Regions from separate parts of the Homo sapiens genome. Here region 2 is linked to region 1. Evidence: chromatin contacts called from ENCODE Hi-C data. All regions are on one chromosome and are shown on one strand. Each heading gives the region's core, a stretch centred on a gene start or an enhancer-like site at or near the end of the contact. The rest is flanking DNA. Distances are from core to core; before and after follow the strand shown. Region 1 overlaps EHF (ETS homologous factor). Region 2 overlaps ABTB2 (ankyrin repeat and BTB domain containing 2).

Evidence for each region. Hi-C counts contacts between places; a loop is a spot of excess contacts on that map. Pooled maps may share reads with other maps.
Region 2: a map of naive thymus-derived CD4-positive, alpha-beta T cell shows a loop between it and region 1 (10-fold over the local background). The contact joins two enhancer-like sites. A Hi-C loop is called at or near these places in 2 of 168 maps with a recorded cell type or tissue (CD8-positive, alpha-beta T cell and naive thymus-derived CD4-positive, alpha-beta T cell), 7 of 37 single-sample maps with no recorded cell type and 12 of 50 pooled maps.

The regions. Positions count from the first base shown.
Region 1 is chr11:34,653,699-34,656,343 of GRCh38, forward strand. The region is part of intron 6 of EHF (ETS homologous factor); the gene reads left to right. Among named protein-coding and RNA genes, the nearest start is that of EHF, 34 kb to the left of the region's middle. Within about 2 kb of position 1,298, at least 21 of the 41 ENCODE cell types and tissues checked have a DNase peak (open chromatin) inside an H3K27ac peak, as active enhancers do.
Region 2 is chr11:34,249,882-34,252,526 of GRCh38, forward strand. The region is part of intron 1 of ABTB2 (ankyrin repeat and BTB domain containing 2); the gene reads right to left. Among named protein-coding and RNA genes, the nearest start is that of ABTB2, 110 kb to the right of the region's middle. RefSeq lists a silencer at 1,301-1,595. Within about 2 kb of position 1,295, at least 13 of the 41 ENCODE cell types and tissues checked have a DNase peak (open chromatin) inside an H3K27ac peak, as active enhancers do.

The DNA of each region.
Region 1 (2,645 bases), core at 48-2,547:
TTCTTTCAGAATAGTTTATAGTCTCTACTGCATGGAAGCAGAACCCCGGAAAAACCTTGGTCATTTGCCTGAGTCTTTATTTTTCGAGCTCCCATGTAATTGAATGCAGTGAAATATCTTTCTATGTTTTAATGCTAGTTACCAGCTGAGCTAAGGCGAGGCCCAGCGTAAACTGATGCCCTCTGTGATAAACGCAGGTGGGGAAATAGGCTTTGTTTTGATTTCTCTGTCATCTGCCCATTTCATAAAATGCCCGCTGCCGGTGTCCTGTTCTGCTCGACAGTCCTCCAGCCTGTCATGCCAGCTCGGGCTTGATGTGTTTATCCACTGACTTGTTGAGCCTAAAGCTAGGGTGGCACGGTCTATTAGAACACTGAAATTTGTATATCCCGTAAAGAAATGGCTCACAGCTGAATCATATGCAAATGCTTCTAATCTTTGCTTCTTGCGAAGCAGCTTAGCTGAAGTCACGCTCTCTCACTTGCATCACAAACCTGTGGCTTGTTGCTGCCCCTGCCTGGACTGGATAGGACCTTGGCCTGGAGTGCCTGGGAGCCAAGCAAGAGAAAGCCAGGCTGGACAACTTCTCCAGGGCAAGCCATTATTTTATAAGAATGAATCACTTAACCACATGGCTAACTTCAAAGGTCTTGACTTTTATCCTAGGGCAGAAGAAGGACACATATTAAAGAGAGGTTAAAGATCAAAAGATATCAGTGGTAAAGCAGGCCAGTGATTCCACGGCTTACCCCTGCACACTGCAACAGGCAGAGAGGTCTGGAAGAAATTAGGTTCTTCTTTTGCCTTTGACTGCTTATTCCCCTTTATGATGATGGAAAGATTTTTATTTGGGGATTAAAAAAAGAACGTTCCTAGCTGGGTGGAGCCTAGCTTGGGTAAACGGCTGACAACTCAAAGAATATTTCCTCATGGTTTATCTAGTGTAGAGGTTTTAGAGTCCATGGACTGCTGCATGGGCCACAGCCCCCTGAAATTGTTGACAAAATTTCATGTGTACATATATGTGCATTTTTTTCTGAGGAGAGGGTCCAAGGTTTTCGTCTTATTCACAAAGGCACCTGAACTCTGAAGTAACTGATTCTAGATCAACTAGGAACCCACAAACAATAATTGAGGCCAATATACTGAGAGACTCTTGTATTTTTCTGAATTCAACTCCTGGCTCTGAAATAATGGCCCTGCATCCCTCCTGGATGTCATTTGAAAATGAGCTTTGCTTGTGGCCTGCTGGGTAAATGCCACTCTTTGTCTGCAGTACAACGTGGCCCTGTCAGAGTGATGTATCACTTGGAAACCGGGGTGGATGCCAGACCTGTCGCAATATTGTCACATCCTGATGGGATGTTGCAACCTCACCCTGCAACCTACAGGGAGGGAGAGTGAAGTCTCCTTGCATTTCCTGTGAATTTGTCCTCTCGGATTTCAGAGAAACCCAAGTCAGGTGCAGGCCCTGCTAGTGACAATGCCAGGAGAGAAATTCTTAACCAGGATGAGAGGTTTCTTGTTTACTGAGGTCTTATTAAATCCCTCTCTCCATCCTGCCATGACGTTTCGAGAAATTGCTGGGAACACTGAGTCTTGATTAGCTGGGTGATAAGATGGTTGAAAGGGCCCATGAACGTTGGGAAATATAGAATTGTCAGATTGAAATTATCTTTTCTACTAACAAGAGCATTACAGAAGTGAACCTGATTCTTGGCAAGAAAGGCTTGTGTGAAATCTGTTATGTGCAAAGGGAGATTATGTGCCGGCCACCATTTCTGGAAATGACATAGAATCATGGTTATGAGTAAAGCTTCTGGATTCAAACTGTTTGTGTTCATATCCTGGCTCCACATTCCAGCTGTGTGACTCTAGTCAAGTCATTTGACCCCTCTGTTTCTCAGATCCTCCACAGCTGAAAACTGTGGATCATATTAGTACCTGTGTCATAGAGTTATTGTGTGAATTAAATAAAGTGATTCATTTAAAGTGCTTAGTACAGTGCCTGGTACATAGTAAGTGCTCAATAAACAGTAGCTTTTTTTTCTTAACCAATTTAATTAGGAGCTAATGGCTGGCAGTTCATAGCTTTTTTGAATAATAGGCTTCTCCTGATAATTGAATGGATGCTGTGAACCCTCTCCCTTCATATATGGTTTCAGTCAGTCCAGGGGCCCTTGAAGGCCACACTGGGTCAGTGGACCCTAGTTTAGGAAGGGCACATGAAAGAGATCAGTTTTACTGGCCCAATTTCTTAAAATAATTGGCTTGTATTTAGGGACTACTTTGTATTAAAATTGGCTGATTTTTGAGTGTGAGAGTCTTTGTAAGATCTACTTTGGTCCTCCCAATACACACACACACACACACACACACATATACACACACACACTCACACTCACACACACACGGCTAGATCATTTAGTTTTCTTTCTGAGAAGAATTTTTATTTCCCAGGTCCGCCTCCATCATCTCCTCTTTGGTAATAGTCGCAGAGGTTGCCATAATGAGTCATTTGTTAAACTAATCTGTGTTTCCATAGTCCACTGTGGCCCTCTGTATTGAGCTTGGGCCACTCAATGGCGCCTTTGTCAGGCTGATTAAAATGTAACTTTGCATGCCAAAAAAGGGCACTCCTCTGG
Region 2 (2,645 bases), core at 45-2,544, 400 kb before region 1:
TCACAAAGCTTGTGGCCTGGCTGTGAAATGAGACCTTGCTGGTATAGAGTGGTCTACATGGCTCTGGCAGAATAACCCCAATGGTGCTCAGTGACTATAAAAGCATCCCTGGGGATCTGGTGACACCTTGAGCTGGTCCTGGAAGATAGAGCTGGGAAACTCAGGCAAAGATTGATAGGAGTTGGGATTCTAGGGAGGAGCCAAGGCAGAAAAGCACAAGCTGCCTTGGAACTGAAAGAACAGGGGTCTTGGAGAGCTGGGTGTTCTAAGAGCACAGAGGAGGGAAGGCTGGCAAGGTAGATGGAGGCTGAGGGTATCTAGGCATTAAGGACCTTGTATCTTCTGGCAATAAGTAGACATTGAAGGTTTCAGTGCAAGAGCAGGGGCAAATGAAGACTCCCCAGTTCTTCTTAAGGGGCCATAAGAGTCCTCTAGTACAACCAGACTGCAATCTGTAGGGCCAGGGAATCATCCCCAGCACCCATGAAGATGTCTGGCATGTAGTGCATATGCAATAAATACTTGCTCAACAAAGTGACGATAAATGTGAATCTTGAAATCTCTTCCTTCCTTGCCCAAATAGCTTAGTTTCTCATGGGAGAAAACAAGTGGAATTTATTGACATCAAATGGCAGGGTTGTGGCCAACTGCAACAATTTTTCAAACAAACCCTAGGATAAGCTTTCTGCAGAAACAGAGATAAAACTTCATCCTGAAAGAGGAGCGATGCATGTGGAAAGTGAACAGACATGGCAGAAAGACGCTTCATCATTCTAGTCTCCAGAGCAATTCCTCCCAATCCTCAGAAGCCTTCACTAAGTTTCCCTCCCTGAGAGAGAGAGCACCAACCCCAAACTTCTTTCTGCGGCTACAAATGCTCTGCTCCCTCTAATAAAGCTAAAGTTGCCATTACTGAGATCCTACCAGGTGTGTAAGGCACTTTGCAAATTACCTTCTGCCTATTTAATCCTCAGAATAACTAGGGGGGTAGAAACCATCATTGCCATTTTACATATGAGAAAACCGAGGTTCAGAGAGGTTAAGTAACTTGCCCAAGGAAGCACAGCTAGTTAAAGGCAAAGCAAGACTCACATCCAGGTCTGTCTGCCATCAAACATGTGTTTTTACCCCTATATTTACTCCTCCTTCTGATCTCTCAGGCTACACCCATGGAGTTGGCAGGTAGAAGCTGGTGGGCTAAGAGATAAATCTTCTACCCTGGCTTCTTAATAGGGGCTGGCCTGGCTGTTGTAAAGGGGAAGTAGGAGGAGCCTCTCAGAGGCAAGGAGAATGGCTCCTCCCATATTCTGTGACAACCAACACCAAAATAGAGCGGGTGAGGCTGCCCATGGGCGTGGGCTCTGCACCCTGATTTCAGAGGGCATCACTCAGCTGTGAATCATGCCTTAGTGACAGGCAAGGAGCCTGCTCAGACAGCGCTGACACTGATTCTGCTCTGGCTGAGTGACAGCCCCAGGGGAAGAGGCGGGGCTCATCTCCAAAGGGGGACCACACAGAGAAATACAGCCAGAAACACAGCTCCCGACACTGTCTCAGGCACCAGTGAAATGCTAGGGTGGCTGGCTCTGTTAAAGGGACCCTGTCCTCCTCCTTCCCCTGGGCCAACTGTTGACCGGTGTCCATGCCATGCCCAGCAGGATGTCAGCTATGCTGGGGGAAGCCGCGCACTCTCTGAGCTATAAGAGAGTACATGGAGGGTTCTTTACTTTCTCTCATTATCTGACGTGCATTTGTGTAAGACTCCTGAACTTTTTTTTATTTGCTGGGACCAGGTGCAATGCAAAAAGGTGAGTATGTTCTTCAAGTCAGAGCACTACACAGATATAAGGAATTACAGTAAAGAAAGTTAAAATGGAGTGGAGGACACAACTGTTCCTCAGGAAACAACTAAAGCAGAATGTGAGGCTATCTACAGAGACATGAGGAGTGATTCACCGCAGACTAAAAAAACAGGAGCTTGAACGATAGAAAAAGATCCAAATCATTCCTGGTATTGTTTTCCTCTTGTGCTCACTGGAAATCTGCAGCCAGTGGAGGAGACTTTCCTCACCCAGTCCCATCCTGGGAGTCACAGTGTTTAGGGCACTCAGGGATCTAAGCTGCCAAAGTCAGCCCCACCCCACTCCCATCCCCTCCACCCAGGGGCTTGCAATCCCAGGGAAGAGGAGAGTTTCATGAAAGCTGCAAAACTCACAGCAAGGCCCGGATGGTGGTTCGGAGTTCATGCTCCAGGGGTTCATGAGGCTGAGCTGAAAGGAAGTCACCTGACACAGCATGAGCCCCCACACCAGAGCTGGCCAGAGCCCCACGACTCCATGCCTGGGAAAGCCGTGGCAGGAGTGACAGCGAGGAGGCCAGATGCACGAGCCTCTTCCTGAACCATCGCATCTCCCCACTTCCTATCAGCCTTTTCTTTGGACTGGCCCCATCTCTTCCCTGGCTTGGGGCTGACTTCCCTTTAGGAATAGGTGTCTTTGGAGCATCCAGGCAGCTGATAATGACCACTGCTTAACCAGCCCTCCTCAGTCACAGGGGGAGAGTGCCATCTGGACATCATGACCTCCCCACCACCGCTGGGCATGACCCTAAGAGAAAGACTAGATTCCTAACCTGTGCTAGGGCAT